Linked DNA regions of Homo sapiens: region 1 is linked to region 2. Evidence: read pairs that join two places in POLR2A ChIA-PET (ENCODE). Cell type or tissue: GM12878. All regions are shown on one strand. Each heading gives the region's core, and the rest is flanking DNA. Links, peaks and the distances in the headings are about the cores only. Region 1 overlaps NARS2 (asparaginyl-tRNA synthetase 2, mitochondrial). Region 2 overlaps GAB2 (GRB2 associated binding protein 2).

Region 1 (8,000 bases), core at 1-8,000, 230 kb before region 2:
TGCCTCATTCTTTTAAAAGTATGTGCTGTTTCAGTGTATCAATATATGTATTTCAATGTATTTAACCTATTCTTTTACTGATGGAGAATTCATTGGCTATTTTTTTTTCCTGTTACATGATAGTATGCACAAGTTAGTATTGGGTCCTGTGTTGAGAATTTTGAATTAAAATTTGTTCTTTAAATTAAAATGAGCTGGTTCTCAAGAAATGAACAGTTTCTGAGTTCTTTTTTTTTCTTCTTTTACCTCAAGTGATCCTCCCACTTTAGCCTCCCAGGTAGCTGGTAGCTAGTACTATGGGTGTGCACCACCACACCTGGCTAATTTTTAAATTTTTTATGGATACAGGGTCTTGCTATGTTGTCCAGGCTGTTCTCTAATTCCTGGGCTCAAGCAGTCCTCCCCCCATGGCCTCCCAAAGTGCTGAGATGACAGTCATGAGCCACCATACCCAGCCACGAAATGTATAGTGTTTATCCAGAAGATAAAGCTGACACGTGAAATCGTAGCAGAATAATTAAATGTTTAATTGGCTTTTACCTTTTTTAAGGGTAATTATACAGAATATACAGAATTGTTGCATCAAGTAGTGCTTCACTTTTTATAAGTGCTCTAGGAGAGATTTCTGACAAGGAAAAACTAGGTACAGGAGTGATCAGAGATGTCCACAGGACAAAGCAATGTGTATGATCCTTGTTTATAGTTCCGTCTTTGATTTTTGTTCCAACTTTGTCATTTTCTACTTCCAAAATTATCCAGATTCATACCAGGTACCTTTCAGAAAGGCAAATTGGTAAGATTGGGGCAGAGTGACCTATAGTGAGAAGCAAGGGGATATAGTGAATTATTGATGTATATCACTTACCTAATGCAATAATTTATTCCTTTTATCAATTAATATTAATTGACTACATGACATGTGCTGGAGGAAAAGTGGTGAACAAAGAATCTCTTTCCTTGTTGAATGTATATCCTTGTAGAAGAGGAGACAATAAATCTAAAAGTAAAATAGAGAATATGTTAAGTATTGTGGTAACTGTCCAAAGATAGCTGCCTAGTGCACTATGCTTCCCAGTCCCACATCTTTCTGTTGTCCTCACCCACAGTTAAAGAGTGGGCTGGTTCTGTGTAATCAGTAGGACATGGTGGAAATGAAATATCCTTGCCTTTGTTTTTTTGGAATGGCTCCGGGGGAAGCCAGCATCTGTGTAAGAGGTACTGTGCTACTGTGAGACCTCAAACTATTTGTGTGGGAAGGCTGCATGGTAAGACAGAGATACCTGGCTACACTTCAGCTGTTTCAGCCATCCCAGCTAAGGCACCAGACTTGTGATTAAGGAGGTCATCTTGGATATCTAGCTGAATCTAGCCTTCACATGACTCCAGTGCCGGCAGCCATTTGACTGAAACCATGTGAGAGACTCCATACAAGAACCACTCAGTTGAAGCCAGGCAACCCATAGACTTGTGAAAGATAGCAGTAGATTATCATTTTAAGCCGCTAAATTTTAGAATGATTTGTTGCTCACCAATAGGTAATCAGAACAGATGGTGATTTGTATTGCGAAGAAAAATAAATTGGGAAAAAGGTTAGGGAGAGAGAGATTCTAGTTTAAATTGGATGGTCAAGGAAAGCTTTACTGAAAAGATGTTCAAAAAGCATGAGTGGACCAGGTGCGGTGGTTCACACCTGTAATCCCAGCACGTTGGTAGGCCAAGGCAGGCGTATATATCACTTGAGGCCAGGAGTTCGAGACCAGCCTGGCCAATACGACAGAACCCCATCTCCCATCTCTACTAAAAATACAAAAATTAGCTGGCCACAGTGGCATGCACAACTGCAATCCCAGCTATTTGGGAGGCTGAGGCACAAGAATTGCTTAAATCCAGGAGGTGGAGGTTGCAGTGAGCCGAGATCACACCACTGCACTACAGTCTGGGTGACAGAGCAAGACTCTGTCTCAAAAAAAAAAAAAAAAAAGGAAAAAGCATGACGGACATATGGGAGTAAGTAATGTTGATACCTGGGAAAGAACATTTCAGTCAGAAGGAACAGCAAGTACAAAGATTCTGTGGCTGGAGCAGCCTCAGGTTTTCAAGAAACAATCATGAAGGCAGGTATGGATCGAGCATAGGAAAGAGAGGAAGATTAGTGGGAACTGAGGTTAGGCATAGAGGTTGGGAGTAGGTGCAAATTATATATGTGAGTGATGTTCATCTTTATGAGGTGTAACACTTTTGTAAAAAAGAATTTTCATAACTCCTTTTCTTTCCCAAATATAGATAATATGTATAATGAAATGTAGATGATATAAACTTTTTATACACTTAATTGGAAAAATATAGTGCTTCCAACTTAATATAAAAAAGAAAGAAAAGTAATATAATCAGTGTATTTTATTATGTAAATACTGTGGTCTAGAAGAATGTAAGTAGCCTTTATATAGAGATATAAAGAACTGCTGACTTTGACCACTATAAATTAGGACTTAAACAGGTGTGTTATATTGGTGACTCACATATCATGAACAGTTTGCTATTTGTGATGAGAATACTGGAGTGCAGTGGCGCGATCTCACCTCACTGCAACCTCTGCCTCCCGTGTTCAAGCAATTCTTCTGCCTCAGCCTCCTGAGTAGCTGGGATTACAGGTGCCCACCACCACGCGCAGCTAATTTTCTGTATCCTTTTTTTTTTTTTTTTTTTTTTTGTGAGACGGAGTCTCGCTCTATCGCCCAGGCTGGAGTGCAGTGGCACGATCTTGGCTTACTGCAAACTCCGTCTCCCAGGTTCACGCCGTTCTCCTGCCTCAGCCTCCCGAGTAGCTGGGACTACAGGCACCCACCACCGCGCCTGGCTAATTTTTTGTATTTTTAGTAGAGACGGGGTTTCACCGTGTTAGCCAGGATGGTCTCGATCTCCTGACCTCAAGTGATCTGCCTGCCTCAGTCTCCCAAGTGCTGGGATTACAGGCATGAGCTACTGCGCTCAGCCGGTAACTCATTCTTGATAAGAGTTCCGCATGAAAGTATTAGCTTTCCCTTGATTTACATGGAAGATGCATTCTGGAAAATTCAGAGCATATTAAAATAATACAATTTACCTAATTCACTAACATGAATGTTCCATTGCATATTTGAAACTTGGGGTAGTACCCACTAAATTTCAGTAGCTCTCCCCAGTTATGACAACCAGAAACATTCCCTCTAAAAAGGACTTTTTAGGCCATTATAAGAATATTGGCTGTGAGTCTTTGGAGAGTTATAAGCAAAGGAGTAATAAATCACTTATATTTTAATGAGATCATTCTGGCTGCTATATGGAGATTAAATCAGGGAGAGGTACAGAAGAAGAGAAACCAGTTAAAAGTCTAATGCTGTATTTTAGGTGGACAGATAGTGATTTACACAGGAGTTGAAATTGTACATCCTCAAATGTGGTTGGATTCTGGAGAGTGAGAGAGAGTTTTTTTTTTTTTTTTTTTTTTGAGACAGAGTCTTACTCTGTTGCCAGGCTAGAGTGCAGTGGCACAATCTTGGCTCCACCTCCCGGGTTCAAGCGATTCTCCTGCCTCAGCCTCCCGAGTAGCTGGGACTACAGGTGCGCGCCACCACGCCCAGCTAATTTTTGTAGTTTTAGTAGAGACGGGTTTTCACCATGTCGGCCAGGATGGTCTCAATCTCTTGACCTCGTGGTCTGCCCGCCTTGGCCTCCCAAAGTGCTAGGATTACAGCCATGAGCCTCTCTGCCTGGCCGGATTCTGGATATATTTAGAAAGTAGCTTATGCATCTTGGATCTTGGTACCAGGGTACATGTTTTTTGTTTTTGTTGTATCTATTCCTGCTGTGTATTTTCCCAGAAGTGATTATGTTGAATAGTTCACCTCTGCTAGACTTTTGAACTTTTAATATAGAGAGAATTATTTTTTTTCCTACAAATGGTTATTTCCATTGCTAATTAAAAGTAGAAAAGTAGCGTTTCTTCTTTTTAAAAAACATGAACTTTCATGTTGCTAGTCTGGACATTAGAATTCAAGTAATCATAAATGAAAAGAAAATGTCAGCTTCATAAACACTGGAAAGTTTTTTGAGTTTATACTCTTTAGGGCCAATACCATCTAATTATTAGGGGAAATTGGTTTTTGTTGGAAATTAGACATTTATTTTATGCATGCCATCTTTGAAGGAAGCATTCCATGGCATTGTTGACTTCAAGAGACACTTTGATCTCAAAAAATGATGTGAATCCCTTTTGGATAATCTTTGGATAGCATCAAAATCGTGACTTTTATATGAGTATGCTTTATAATGGCTTATTCTTTTTTTTTGACACGTAGTTTTGCTCTGTTGCCCAGGCTAGAGTGCAGTGGCACCATCTCAGCCCACTGCAACCTCTGCCTCCTGGGTTCAAGCAGTTCTTGTGCCTCAGCCTCCCTAGTGGCTGGGATTACAGGCACCCACCACCGTACTTGGCTAACTTACTCTTGATTACCACAGCCAGAGGTAAAGGGCAACCAAGCCCTTCTGTTCCAGTTATCAATAACTTAACTTCCTCCTTGCAGCAACTGCAAGAAAGTATATTTTGTGGGGGGGTTTGTTTTGACCCAAGGTCTCGCTCTGTCGCCCTGTTGGGAGTGCAGTGATGAGCCAGCGATCATGGCTGTCTGCAGCCTTGACCTCCTGAGCTCAAGTGATCCACCCACTCCAGCCTCTAGAGTTACTAAAACTACAGGTGCGCACCACCACACCCAGCTAATTTTTAAAGTAGAGTCAGGGTCTCACTATGTTGCTCAGGCTGGTCTTGAACTCCTGGTCTCAAGCAATCCTCCTGCCTCCACCCCACCGAAGTGCTGGGATTTATAAGTATTTATTGAGTACCTGCTGTGTTTAGTGGTAGTCAAGTCCTTTGTGTGGATACGTGGTTTGGAGACTTAACTCTGGAGCATAGGTATCCCTTCTCACAGAAGTCCTAGTTAACGGACTAGGACCATATCTTATCATATTCATCCTTAAAGCCCCAATCTGACAATGAATAAGCCAAAATTAATATTTTTCAAGCAATAGTGAAAAAAAGTTTGGTTCATTTTTCACCGACCCCTTTACATTTAGGAATAAGTTTGCTGTTTTGCAATTTTACATTTGTGTTTATCTCCTGTAAAAGAAAAATAAGGCAGCATTGTATATTCACTTTCTGTTTTGCCTCAACCTTACCCTCTAATATTAGACTCCACGCGTCTTTTCTTGATTCATTCTTTCTCAGACTGCTCAGCAGGAAAACACTGTTTACAAACAGTCTGACTTAATAACTTCCTTTCCTGCTGATCAAATAGTTGTTTAAATGAAACCTTTCTCAGGGCTGAGTGGGTGTTCTAGTTAGTGGGTGTTCTGGAATGTAAATGAACCCTTATTTTAAGAAAGATTATTTTTATACTAGCAGTTCTGTGTACACCAAGATACACATTTGTAGCAAGTGGAAAGTATGGAAACATAAACTGGACTTATTGGAAATTTTTAGATTAGTGAAAGACCTACATATATGGCTTGTTAATAGGCAAATCCCAAAACTAACATAACCGGCAAAATAGAATGCAGTTTATTGAGCCTGTTTCCCTTGGCTTTGGTTTTTACGTATGAGATGCAGTCTAATGGCATGCAGAACAATTTCTGCAGCAATGATAGCAACTGCATTTGAGATACAGCTTGATAGGGATCATGAAACTACCAACCCACAAATCTTTGGAGACTGTATGACAGATTTAGTTCCTATGATTGATTGCTTGGTTGGTTGATTGATTTTAGAGGCAGAGTCTTACTCTCTCACCTAGGCTGGAGTGCAGTGGTATGATCATAACTCATTGACCTCAAACTCCTGGACTCAAGTGATCCTCCTGCCTCAGCCTCCCGAGTAGCTGGAATTACAGGCACCCTCCACTACACCTGGCTTGTTTTATGTTATATGATCAGCATTTCATACTTAGGAGAGACTAATATTAAAAGCATTTTAATCCAAAGCTTTATTTCAACACTACAGGATAAAAAATGCGAGAGCTGGGCACAGTGGTATATGCCTGTAGTCCCATCGGAAGGCAGAGGTGAGAGGATCACTTGAGCCCAGGAGTTCAAGACCAGCCTGGGCGACATAGCAAGACCTTATCTCAAAAAAAAAAAAAAAGTGACATGACTTATTGGAAAGGTGATTGTACTAGAAGCTGAGAAACCTGGATTCTACAACTGATCTTACCAAAAAGTAGTTGTATATAACATTTATTCTAACATTTGACATTTAACATTTTTAAGCTTTAGCATCTTTTACAAGAGGGAAGTTGAATTAAAATTTTTTTTTTTGAGATGGAGTTTCACTGTTGTCACTCAGGCTGGAGTACAATAGTACTAGTTTCAGCTCACAACAACCTCTGCCTCCCAGAGTCAAGCAATTCTCATGACTGAGCCTCCCAAGTAGCTGGGAATACAGGCGTGCGCCACCACGCCTGGCTAATTTTTGTATTTTTAGTAGAGATGGGGTTTCACCATGTTGACCAGGCTGGTCTCGAACTCCTGACCTCAGGTGATGCGCCTACCTTGGCCTCCCAAAGTGCTGGGATTACAGGCGTGAAAAAATTAAAGTTTTATCTAACTTAGATTTTTTTATTCTTTACTATCTGTATCGTGAAAGGCATAGCCTCCCTCTAATCTCTTAATTGGGATCAAGAAAGAAAATAGGATATTCAGTGGTTATATGGAGCTTACAGATGGTGAGTACTCTCCCTTTTCTTCATGATCTTCAAAGGAAATTGCAGATTGAGGTAAACAGGACAATAGCATGCCATTATGATTTTAAACCTTTTAAATTTCTGAACCATGCTTCATCTTTATGTATTCTCTTCCCAACTTTTTGTCTCTGGGATTATGAGTAAATAGAACTGGGTAAAAGGTGGGGGTAGGGTACAAAGTAGAAAATGGAAAAAGTAAAAGGAGATAAAAATAGATTGGGTGTTTCAGTGATTGTAGAGGTCAAATAAGTTTTCCATTGTTGATTATATTCCTTTCCACTGTTCAGCTTACTGCTATTTACTCTCGCTCCTTGCTATATATTTTACATGGAGACAGAGTCGGACTTGTGTGGGTTTTTCTATTTAATTCTCCTGAGATTGTGAAACTGCTCAGCTAAATTTGTTCTGCTGTGAGAACAAATAACTGGAGGGCAATTCAAAATACTTGTTTAATATTTTCTTGGAAATCCTCAAAGAAACAGGGAGGATTTTAGATCCGTGTGGTAAGAAATTCACTGGGATACACACATTAAAAAAATTTTTTTGGTAGCTCTTGGTTTCCCCTTTCTTGGCTGTGCTATTTACTGTCTTCCAGTGGCAGAATAACCTAGCAAAAATTTTTGTTTTGCATAATAGAGAAAGGCTAGGTTAAGTTTTATTGCACTAACGTAAGTTTTATATGATCAGGGAAAGGTTAGTCTATCATGGACTGTTTAGGATGGGAGGTAATCATCCTTTATATTGATTTTCAAACATTTTTGTTCAAAAGTGTTTTCCAAACAAAATCTTATACCAAGACCCTCTATAGAAGATAGATAAAAGGAATGACTTTGTTTATCAGATAGCTCAAATCCACGTGGTTTTGTTGATAGACTATATGAATGCCTTAACAGAGCATTGGGAACTTGGGAGATTGCAGGAAAAGGCTTAGTTACGCAGGACTTTGTATATATTGCAGGACATGTTGGACTCCTGCCCACTAAATGCTCTACAGACTCCTGAAGTATTTTCTAGGGAACACTATCATCATCAATGAGAAGCACTAATCTGTAATCTCTCCCCTGGCGATTTTATTCACTTCCAAGGCTTTATGTACCATACCATCTACATACTGACTGCCAAACTGTTTATCTGCAGTCCCAAACTGTTTATCTCCAGGTTCTGTTTCTGAGCTCCAGATTTGTAGAAGCATCTGCCTACTTGACATTTCTCCTTTGATGTCTAATATGC
Region 2 (12,282 bases), core at 2,441-10,440:
TGCTGCAATGAACATAGGTGTAAAAATATTCCGTTTGTGTTCCTGCTTTCAGTTTTTTGGGGTCTGTATCCAAAAGTAGAATTACTGGATCATATGGTAATTCTATTTTCAATTTTTTGAGGAATTGCCTTACTCTCTTCTATAGCAGCTGCACTATTTTATATCCCCACCAACATTGCACAAGGGTTCCAGTTTCTCCATATTCTCACCAACACTTATTTCTATTTTTTAAAGTAGCCATATTAATAGGTGCAAGGTAGTATTTCATTGTTTTGATTTGCATTTCCCCAATGATTAGTGACATGAGCATCTTTTCATGTGCTTCTTGGTCATTTTGTATCCCTTCTTTGGAGAGATGTCTATTCAAGTCCTTTGTCAATTTTTAGTTAAGTTGTTTGTTTTTGTTGTTATTGTAGTTCTTTATATATTCTAGTTATTAACCCCTTATAATCCTGTACTAGTCAGTGTTCTCCAGAGGGACAGAACTAATAATATGTATATATGAAAGGGAGTTTATACATATTTCATAATATGTATATTATGAAAGTAAAGAATTGGCTCACACAGTTATAATGCAAAGTCCCACAATAGGCCATCTGGAAGCTGGGGAAGAGAGAAGCCGGTAGTGGCTCAGTTTGGGTCTGAAAGCCTCAAAACCAGGGAAAACAACAGTGCAGCCTTTAAGTCAGTCCCAAAGGCAGGACACCCACCCCCTGGCCCCCCGTGCAAGTCCCAGTGTCAGGCCAAAGAACCTGAAGTCTGATGTCCAAGGGCAGGAGGAGCGGGAGGAAGCATCCAATATGGCAGGGGGAGGGGGAGTGGGGAGAAGGAAGCCAGAAGCCTCAGCAAGCAAGCTTATTCCACCTTCTTCCGCTTGCTTTCTTCTGGCCATGCTGACAGGCAGTAGGATGGTGCCCAACCATATTAAGGGTGACTCTTCCTTTCTCAGTACACTGACTCAAATGTCAACCTCCTCTGGCAGCACCTTCACAGATAAACCCAGAAACAGTACTTCGCCAGCCATCTAGGCATCCTTCAATCCAATCAAGTTGACACCTAATATTAACCATCACAAATCCTTTACCAGATATATGATTTGCAAATATTTTCTTCCATTCAGTGGATTGTCTTTTCACTTGGTTGATTGTGTCCTTTGATTCACTAAAGTTTTAATTTTGATGTCCAATTTATCTATTTTTTGTTTTGCTACCTATACCTTTGGTGTCACATCCAAGAAAACATTGTCAAATCCATTGTCATGAAACATTTTTTCTATGTTTTCTTCTGAGAGGTTTATCATTTTCATTCTTATATTTAGGTCTTTGGTCCATTTTGAGTTAATTTTTGTATATGGTATAAGGGTCCAGCTGTTTTTTTACATGTGGATATCCAGTTTTCCCAGCACCATTTGCTGAAAAGTTCTGTTATTTCTTTTGTATTTGTGTGATAGTCCTAGGATGTGTTATAATTACCTTATAGATGAGAAAACAGAAGGTGAAATATTCCTGAGGATCCCCTAAAAGCAGGCTTCTTGCTATCCTTGGCAGTTCAAAGACATTAAAAAGGGGGGAAAGCCATTTTGAAATAATGCGAGAAGAAGAGGGGAATAGACTGAGAGGAAAAGCAAAACAAAATAAAATAAGATTGGGATAGACAGCCAGCCGTGAGCAGAACTTTGAAGTGTGTTTATAATTCACTCAGAGACCTCCTCCCCCCTGCCCTTTTACTCTCCTTCCTTCTCTTACTCTCTCAATTAGCTCCTTCAGTTTGCTGTCTCTTCTGAAACTCTTTGAAAGCTTTTCTACAGTCTGTGTCCAGCCTGTTTTCTGAGCTTTATCTGCTGTCTCCCTCGCTGCCACTGTGAAGCTGTAATGGAGTCATGTTAGTTCTCACTGCTCCCATAGCAAGCCCTGCCTTTACAGACCACGTTCATTTTATTCACTTTACCTTTAATGTGCCATGGTCTTTCTCCAAGGCCTCTTGACGGTGGTGGCACCTCTTCACCTCTGCGTCCCAGTAGCATTGTGGCACAGAGGTGGCTGTTCTGTAAATGTGTCAAAAAGATGACTAAACCGACAGTTTTTGTTCCTTTGCATAACCATTCCACATATGCAATATAGTCTTACCTTCCGGGATTTAAAGTAAGCATGTGACCTGGTCTCTGTCCACCAGTGATTGTAATCTAGCTGGGAGAAAGCAAGGTACTTCTATATACACTTGACACTTTAATATTCTGTATAACATGTTATACTTGTAACCTTCAGTGAATGACAGGGAAGACTTGTTTTATCTCCATTATATTAAGATACTAAAGCACAGCAAAGTTGGAGTTTGGCTGAAATCACATAACTAGCAGAAGATCAAGGTGGGACTTAAACCTAGGGGACTGACTTCAGGCAAGATGCTTAACCACTTAAAGCTACTCAGTTTGTTCATCTACAAAATGAGGATAATAGCGTCTACTTCCTAAGTGGTTGTATTAAAAATTACACCATGTGAGTGAAGAATTTTGGCATGTCATATGGGACGCAGTGCAAGCTGCTATTGTCTGTCTGTCTATATGGTGTTTTTTGTCACTGTTATAACACTTTCAGTGTATTACTTTGGAAAAGAGGCTTGCAAGTACCATCACAACGGTTTCTCCCTGGACTTTTGGAAATATTAATGGCCACTCCTGTTTTACATGCGAGCCCTATGTCAAGCACCTCATGTGATGCCTGCCTGACTCAGGGCTCAGTGAATGGTTCCTTTACTTCCCCTCCTGGCCTTGTGCTTTTATGGGTGAATTGCACAGGACTTGACACTCCCACATCCAGAGGCTAACTAGCTGAATAACCCAGCTAGAACTAGAACTTAGAATTCTGCCATGTTTTTCAGACTGTGTCTTCTTTTCCATTACTCTTTCTGTAGTCTTTCATGTGCTCTCTTCACATTTTTTTGGTAGGTGGATTTAAGTTGGTAGGATCACTGAGGCATAGTAGAAGCTAATCTGTACTGATACCTTATTTTCAATTTGTAGAGGCCCCAGGGCACTTGTGTGATAAATGGTGCTATGTAAATTAAAATGCAAGTAAGGGTCTCTTCAGTGTTTCTTAAATTAAGTTTATTATATGTGGTAATTTGCACCTAGAGGCTTTTGTTGTTATTTGTTGTAGTGACTATGGCAGTAATGAGCCTGCTCCCAGAAAAGCTTGGCACATGCCCCATAGACAGTTTATTTGCATTTGGCTGGACTCCATGGTGTACCCTGAACAAATGAATCAGCCTATTGGAGGGGTGGAGAAACTGAATCATAGGGAGGCTGTGGGTCTTGCACATGATCCCTGGTGATCCTGAGGTGGGGCAATACCAGAGTTCTATGTCCTGTTCCTAGCTGGATTATTCCTTAGCCTCAGGATTTGGGAGCATCAAGCACCTTGCAGTTCACCCTTAAAAGCACAAAGCCAGGAGGGGAAGTAAAGGAACCATTCATTGAACCCTGAGTCAGGCATCATATGAGGTGCTTGACATGTAAAACAGGAGTGGCCATTAATATTCTCAACAGTCTAGGATTCGGATTCAGTCTTTGCTTTATTGTGGTAGGTAACGCTGTTTATCTGGCAGCTGCATTGATCCAAACCATGTGAAGAACTGAAAAAAAAAGTGCTGGGAAAAAAAAAGCTTTAGAGTGATCCCAAAGAATACACTAAGGCTTATACACATCAGATTCTCGTGACAACCTTATGAACAGAGCAAGTGACACCTTCTTCATGAATCTTAGCCCAAGGAACTTGCCTGAGATGTGGTGATCACACAATAAATAGCAGACCAAGGACTGATAGATCACCACCCAGAGATTCTCTAAGAATTAACATGAAACAGTATATCATGTTTTATATTACACACACACACAAACACATATTTTTTAGTTCCCGTTTCTGCCACCCTTGATGGGAGTTGAGGACACTAGATCTGAGAAGTTTCAGTACTTTTCTGAGACACGTGGGGCAGGTCTTGGTGAGCAAAAAGAGCCCAGAGGACAGAGTCATAAGTCCTTGCTTTGTCGATTTATAACTTTATATCTACAATTAAGTTACTTAACCACTTCACCCTCCCAGTTTCTTCATCTTTAAAATTGGATAATAGGCCAGGCGCAGTGGCTCACGCCTGTAATTCCAGCACTTTGGGAGGCTGAGGCAGTTGGATCGCCTGAGGTCAGGAGTTCATGACCAGTCTGGCCAACATGGTGAAACCCTGTCTCTACTAAAACTACAAAAAAAATTAGCGGGGCATGGTGGTGGGCACCTGTAATCCCAGCTACTCGGGAGGCTGAGGCAGGGGAATTGCTTGAAACAGCGAGGTGGAGGTTGCACTGAGCTGAGATCGTGCCACTGCACTCCAGCCTGGGCGACAGAGCGAGACTCCGTCTCAAAAAATAAATAAAATAAAATGGGATAATAATAGTAACAACTCACAGGATGTTGTAAGGATGGAATGAACTCTTATATGTAAAGTGCTTAGGAGAGTGCCTGGCCCAAAGTAACTGTATTTTGTTTTTGTTGTGGTGGTGGTGGTGGTGGTGGTGGTAAAGACCACACAGCTTGGAGAAACCCCAGAATCTCCCTCTTGTTTTCCTCTTACTTTCTTATTGAAGAACTGTAGGGAAATTACCTTTTTTTTTTTTTTTTAAACTCCACAGGTCATGCTGGCTCAGAGTTTACAGTAAACACCAGGAACATTCAGTTGGTTGTGCCCTCAGTTCAGGGCATCTTATGTAATGTGCTGCCCTGTGACACAGACCTAGAAAAAGGGCTGTTTTCAAGCCTAGACATGGGAGGAAGGTTGGTATTCTTCGTAATTTGCAGCAAGGCATGAAGCTGATGTCTATCACTACAGCCAGCCCTGGACGGCATTGTTTGTTAGGTAAAATTGTCGGTAGAACTCTGCTCTGCCTCTTACCTGTTTCTCTCACCCCATCTCAGGGCCTCAGGGCTCTGGCCTCTGTATGACCTGGTGGGATTGAGCTTCTGTAGGCACCTCTTCTTGCCCACAGCCTCATACCTAACTACCGCCTCGCTCCAAGTCCAGTTGTCTCAGGCTTTCTAGGTGTCTTGCTACTCTGGTAAACTAATTGTATCTTATGTATTTATGGAAAGAATTAATGAATAAACAAATGCATGGAGGCAATTTAAAAGCAATATAATAAGCAGTACCAACACCACTGCCTGGCCCACAGCCTGGCACGCAGAGGCTTTTGTTGTTATGTTATAGTGGCTCAGTGAAAACTTATTGAATAATTTATTACTTTTGGTGTAATGCATTTACTATCCTAACCGTATGTTTGAAGCCCAGTTCAAATGCTCTATCCTTTGTTGAACTGTTCTTATATCAAATAAAAATTCTTCCTTTTCTGTAATAGAACTTTATAGGAAAGTTTATATATATAATATTCTTTAGGGAAAGAAAAAAAAACAACCTTTATATTACCTTACTTGATTCTTGTAACAACCTGGTTAGGATTATCATCTTCATTTTATAATTGAAACTGAGGCTTAGGTATATGAAAGAGCTCATTTTTATGCAGCTCTTAAGTAATGAAGCTGACCCCAAAACTTACTTTCATGTATATAAAATGTACCTAATAAGTGTTCAGTAAATATGGGGGGAAGAAAAAACTTACTTTCATTTAGTAAATTATTTTTACCTCAGTACATTATATAGGCAGATGTATATTTTATGAAGTTGTGCCCATATTTTAGCTTCCCCACTAGAACAGAAGCCCTTTTGATCTGAGAACTGTCCCATCTTGTTGCCTCTGCTTCCCAGAGCTTCACACATAATAAATGTTTGAAAGTAAATTGCTAATTTTAACAGGGTTCTTCAGTGGCAGAATTTCATACAAAATCATTGTAGTGAAAGAAAAAACCTTTAGTAAGGAGACAAATCAAACTTTTTTCCCCTGTGTAGAGAGCTCCCTAATGGGTCTTCTTATTTTTTTAGAATGAACTGTAGGACATACCCACAAGGGTACTCTTTCTGATGGGTGATACGAGGCTCAGGGTTTGTGGCAATGAACTTTGCTCTTTCCCACACCTGAAGCTGCAGCTGTAACACACATCAGAGACTGAAGGACAGTGGCGCTGGAACACGACCAGGCCTGGGCTGCGGTTCGCCTTGGTGAACTGAGATTCATCACTATTAATATCTGAGTTTCCATTAATAACCCTTTTCACTGTGAGCTCATTTAAATCTTCTGTTCTCTAAGCTATTTTTAACCACACATTCTTGGGCCTGGGCCTGGTTCCCGCTTACAGATCATAACTTTCATTTTGATTTTTTTTTCTTTTTTTTTTTTTTTTTGAGACAGAGTCTTGCTCTGTCGCCCAGGCTGGAGTGCAAGTGGCACGATCTTGGCTCACTGCAAGCTCCGCCTCCCAGGTTCACGCCATTCTCCTGCCTCAGCCTCCCGAGTAGCTGGGACTACAGGCGCCCACCACCGTGCCCGGCTAATTTTTTTTTTTTTTTTTGTATTTTTAGTAGAGACGGGGTTTCACCGTGTTAGCCAGGATGGTCTTGATCTCCTGACCTCGTTATCCAACCGCCTTGGCCTCCCAAAGTGCTGGGATTACAGGCGTGAGCCACCGCACCCGGCTCATTTTGGTTTTTGTACTTGCAGAAATAATAGGAATTCTGCCCAACCCCTCACTCCCTCCACCCCCACATTTCTCAGAGGCGTGTATTGAAATTGTAGGTGGGACAATTCTTTGTTATGCGAGATTTTATCCTATGCATGGTTTGAGGTTAATATACCTGTCCTCTGCCCTCTAATGCCTGTAAGGCTTTCCAATCATTGTGACAACTTACCCCACCACTGCCACCACCACACACACAGGCGCGCGCGCACACACACACACACACACACACACACACACACACACACACACACATTTCTAACCCTCCCCAAAGTGAACCGTACTGGGACTGATTGAAAGCCATTATAACCAGACACCTCTCTCTGCCACCCTTGATCTCTCTCTGTTGACTTGAGTCCCTATCCAAGGTAGAACTAGGAAACAGGATGTTACTCTCTATATCCTGAGAAAAGCAGCTTTTCTGTTTCCCCAGAGCTCTCCACTTTGTGAAATAGAGAAGCAAATTAAGATCTTGGGGATTGAACTGCTGAGACCAGTTGAATATCATTGTTGCTCTGTCAAGACAGGTTTTTTAAAAAAATATTAGCCAGGCATGGTGGCATGTGCCTGTAGTCCCAGCTACTCAGGGGGCTGAGGTGGGAGGATCCCCTCAACCCTGGGGAGGTTGAGGTTGCAGTGAGCTGTGATCATGCCACTGTACTCCAGCCTGAGCGACAGACTGAGACCCTGTCTCAATTTAAAAAAAAAAAAAAAAAAGGCAGGGGGCAGGGTTTAACCACAAGATTTTATTCTCTTAAAATTACATGAAGGCTGGGGAGGGGGACAGGGACTGGGGAAAGGCTGTTAGTTAGTATGGAATTTCTTTTTGGGTGATGAAAATATTCTGGAATTAAATAGTGGTGATGGTTGTACAACCTTGCAAGTATACTAAAAGCTACTGAATTGTACACTGTAAAGGGTAGATTGTATTGCATGTGAATCATATCTCAATTTTTTTAATTGCTTGAGTCTGCTACTCTTAATATTTCCCTACCTGTCATCTGATCTCCCAAGCTTGAAACTTTTATCTGGCAGTTACTTTTGACTCTTCTCTCTCCCGCAGTTTTCATTTCTAGTGGGTCACTAAGACCTAACTCCTAAGTAATTCTCAAATACCTTTTTTTCTGTCCCCACTCCCAGTGACATTACTCAGGCTCTCCCTTGCCTGTACTGTCGTGACTAGCTGTTAATTTCTCTTCCTGTCTCTAGACTTCTCCTACCCTCAGCATCTTTCCAGGATGTTTCCAACTATGTCTTCAACTTTTTATTGTGAAATGGAATACACACACAAAAATTATATATAATATATACTGTACTATAAAGGAAACACCCATGTAATTACCACCCAGGTCAAAAAATTGCCAGCATCCCAGAAATCCCTGAATGTCTCTTTCCAGTCATATTCTTCTTATTCCACTCCATCCCTTCTTCCAAGTATCATGACTTCTGTGGTAGTCATGCCCATGCTTTTGTTTGCAGTTTTACCATAAGTATGTGTATTCTCAAGAAATATTGTTAGTTCTGTTTATTTTTGAACTTTTGAAATCACATTTTTATACTCGCTTCCTTCTCTCAACTTTGTGTTTGTAAAATTTACTCATGTTGTGTATATAGCTTGGTTGTGTTTTCTTAAAATCTTGATCTGATCCTGTTTCTTCCAATCACATAGATGCTAAGTTCAAACTCCTTGATAATGGCAGCATTCAAGGTCCTCCAGGATCCTGTCTTGTAACCTGCCTCTCCATCTTCATTTGCAGTGACCTCTCTCCCCACATCCTTTCCCATAATCACATCAAAGATGCCCTGTCTTTCTTTGAGTAGGGATCTTGCTCTGTCACCCAGCCTGGAGTGCAGTGTTGCAGTCACGGCTTACTGCACCCTCAGCCTCCCGTATGCCCTCTCTTTCTATGCGTCCTGTGCTTAAAATCTAGACTGTCTTTCTACTCTTTCAACCTAGTGTATTTTTGACTCCCTCCTCAAAGTAGAATAGACTCATTTTCATAATTATTTATACTCTCTCTCCCTGTTTTAACACTTATAATATGTCTTGTATTGTAAGTGTTATAGGCCCAAGCATCTGGAGTTCCGATGTCCGAAGGCCCAAGGATTTGGAGTTCCAATAATGTCCAAGGGCAGAGAAACATGGGTGTCTCAGCTTCAGAAAAGAAAATGTTTTCCCTCTGCCTTTTTGTTCTTCCAGGCTCTCAACAAATTGGATGGTGCTCACCCACACTGGGTGAGAATGGATCTTCCTTACTCAGTCCACTGATTAAAATGCCAGTCTCTCCCAGAAACACCCTCAAAGACACACCCAGAAATAATGCTTTACCAGCTATCTGGGTATCACTTAACCCAGTCAAGTTGGCACCTAAAATTAACCATTACACTGTTATATTCTCACTTCTTTTGTATTAAAAAATAACTCATACACTTTATTCCATTGAATATCATGAACTCCTATGTTTGCAGATTCAATTAGTTATAAACTTAAAATGTTACAACTTGGACATTGGGAGCCCCTTTAAATCGTATCTTTTGACTCAACATCTCTCTCTCTCTCTCTCTCTCTCTCTCTCTAACATTTTTTGTAGAGATGGGATCTCACCATCTTTCCCATGCTGGTCTCAAACTCCTGGGCTCAAGAGATCCTCCTATCTTGGCCTCCCAAAGTGCTGGGATTACAGGTGTGAGCCATCATGCCTGGCCAAGTCCTTAACATTTTTTTTTCTGTGATTTATTTTTTCCTTTATTTATTTTCCCCATCACAAATTTCATACACAATTCTGTGATATATTTTAAAGCAACCTTGCTTTTATTATTGAACAAAAATAATTTTCAGGCTTACCTTAAATTTTTTTTTAACTTCACAACATAGAATCAACCCCTTTCCAGAGAGTTTTGATTCCTTTGGTAGAGAATAATGCAAAGGACCCACTTCTAGGACTCTAGGTGCACATGAGGTTGTAGAGGTTGTAGTGTTCATAAGCACTGTTGCTGTCATGGGCTACTCTTAGTGACTGAGTTGGAAAGTTAATTTTTTCAAGGTTATGAGTTCACATAAGGGTGCTGTATCTAACTTTTCTTAGAATGCTTGGTTTTATTGACCATTAATACTGTCTCCTACATAAATATTAGGAAGTATTTTTAATTACTTGCTGTGATCAGTTCCATTGAATTATGCCCAAATACAGGCCTGGTGAGAGATACATGTTCAAAACAATTAGAAGATAAAAGTTGATATTTATACATAACACATTTTGTAAAACATATATACCTTACTTTATCTCTTTCTGTGACTATGTGAGATGGATGGAATGTGATCTATTTTACGAACAAGGAAACTAAGGCACACAGCAGAAGTTAAGTGACTCATTAGGGTCATGCAGCTAATAAGTAAAGGCTGGAATTTTAACCTGTATCTTCAGAATCTAAATCCTGTTTATTTTCCACTGTCTGTACATCCTTTCACTCTCTGCCTTCAAGACGCTTGCAAACACTTGTGTACCTGAAATAACATAAATAACATTCATGATGAAGCTTGTAGCTTTATAAACCAAGGATTGCTTCCAAATGAAATCTATACTTATAATCCTTTCAGAGAAAACTTATGATCTGAATGACTATATTGATAGCTTAAGAAAGTATATAGGGGCCGGGCGCAGTGCTCACCGCCTGTAATCCCAGCACTTTGGGAGGCCAAGGTGGGCAGATTGCCTGAGCTCAGGAGTTCACGACCAGCCTGGGCAACATGGTGAAATCCTGTCTCTACTAAGAATATAAAAAATTAGCCGGGCGTGGCGGCGTGTGCCTGTAGTCCCAGCTACTTGGGAGGCTGAGGCAGGAGAATTGCTTGAACCTGGGAGGCGGAGGTTGCAGTGAGCCAAGGGCGCACCACTGCACTCCAGCCTGGCTGACAGAGTGAGACTCCATCTCAAAAAAAATGAATAAATAAAAATAAAAAAGTATATAGGTTCTAGATTAGGTTGGGATGGATTTATATTAGTAAATCAGGTTATATTCTAGTTTATTGAAAGCTCATGTCCATTTGGGGTAAAGTTGAAGGTTCTAACAAAGATAAAGTATTAAATTTCTAGGTATAGGGCAGGCTTGGTAAATGGGTATAGATGTTTTAATATAGGGGTTTGCATTCTAGACGTTAAACTGCTGGGCTTGATTCTGTATTTTTGACTGCTACAGTGTAAAAAATATTTTTGCTCAGAGAAGGATTAAGGACAGAAATGGTTTGTTTCAGTCTTAGAATTTTATTTAGAATTTCACTAGGGTTGAGCATGGGCAATGCTTGCCTTTTCCTCTAGGAAGCCATAGCTCCTCAGTTGGAATCTGCAAACTTTTGCTCTGAGGTCTTGGGAGAAACTGAGACCTTGGGAATGCATCCCGGACTCCAGAGAGCCCTATTCCTCAGGGTCAGGATGTCTCAAGATGAAAAATTATCTAAAAACTATGTTTCAACTCTAATATTTATTTAGCTGCATTTTCCACTCAGGCACAGGCAAAGAAAAGTGCCAGAAATAAAAAGACCAGGGATTTTTCACTTCTTAAGATGAAAAGGTCCTGGTGCTTTATATCCAGAAGTGCTCATCACTTACCTCCACACAAAGAGGCAACTCTGAACCTGCTAAGTGGCCACACCAGATTATAAAGTTACAAAGAAGGCTGGCTGCAAGGCACCTGGAGCCTCCCTGTGCCACCTCCCCTCTGTGGAGCTCTCTCTTGCCCTGCCTAAACATTCAGGATTCATTCCTGTCTAAAGCCCTGATCTCCATTCTGTATTAGTTTTATACCTTAAAGTAAATCTAAATTGTGTAGAACACTGCTGGGCAATTTTTGCAGTTTCAGAGACAAGACTCATTTTAGAATAAAAGGCTTTGGGTCCTATCTATAAAAAAATAAAAAAAGACTAGAGTTTTTGTCCCAGCTCTGCCACAGACTTCCATGTATGAGTTTAGTAAGATATTACCATTTTCTCAACCACTGCTCCTTGATCTGTAAAATGATTATGATAATCCCTTTCTTTCCCTACTCATAAGGCAATTTTGAAAGTATGAAAAGGGATTTATATTCTGAGGTCTCATCAGTACTGAGTCCTCAGTTGGCATTCAGCTCAGCTCAGTTCCCGTGCTATCTCTAGAAGGGAAGGAGAGGCACTGTGCCTGTCCTCCCAGAGAGAGTAAGGAAGGCTTTTGGGCATTCAAGTGGAATCTTGAAGGATTAATAGGATTTTCACAGGGAATATCACATTAAAGCAGTTTGCTTTTCCTGGAATGTCAGATGTTTTGAGGCTGAGAAATAGGCATGGAGGGGAGGGAAGGTTGAAAATTTCAGGTAGCAGTTTGGAACCAAATGAAGGAAGGCCCTTGAATGCTATCCTGAGTAGTTTAGACTTGGCACTGTAGGACAGTGCTTTTCAAACTTTTTCATATTACATTATACAAAGAAAACAATACTTTAATGTCAGGCTGCAGGTAGCTATTGGCAAGGGGTAACTGGCCCAGGGACTACAGTTTCTCTGAGGGCTAAAGGAATTAAAAACTTTTAATAACTTGGCACTTCATCACTGGTTGAAAAGCACTGCTAGGCAATAAGGAGCCTG

The links. ChIA-PET counts read pairs that join two places held together with the same protein. Peaks named below come from ENCODE experiments on the same cell type or tissue, not always from the same donor. Only the 100,000 strongest peaks of a DNase experiment are listed, where the experiment ranks them.
Region 1: POLR2A ChIA-PET joins it to region 2 with 8 read pairs; 1 of 35 experiments calls an interaction of 5 or more read pairs at or near these places.

The regions. Positions count from the first base shown.
Region 1 is chr11:78,539,506-78,547,505 of GRCh38, reverse strand. All of the region lies in intron 5 of NARS2 (asparaginyl-tRNA synthetase 2, mitochondrial), which reads left to right. It overlaps NARS2-AS1 (NARS2 antisense RNA 1), which reads right to left. Exons shown (of 4, transcript NR_120566.1): 2 at 866-997. Among named protein-coding and RNA genes, the nearest start is that of NARS2-AS1, 10 kb to the right of the region's middle. In GM12878, for the core only: no CTCF peak of the experiment used is centred there; no DNase peak of the experiment used is centred there; H3K27ac peaks cover 263 bases.
Region 2 is chr11:78,304,571-78,316,852 of GRCh38, reverse strand. All of the region lies in intron 1 of GAB2 (GRB2 associated binding protein 2), which reads left to right. It overlaps LOC105369402 (a long non-coding RNA gene), which reads right to left. Exons shown (of 3, transcript XR_950343.4): 2 at 1,948-2,044. Among named protein-coding and RNA genes, the nearest start is that of GAB2, 110 kb to the left of the region's middle. In GM12878, for the core only: no CTCF peak of the experiment used is centred there; DNase peaks (open chromatin) are centred at 3,952 and 6,152; H3K4me3 peaks cover 448 bases; H3K27ac peaks cover 973 bases.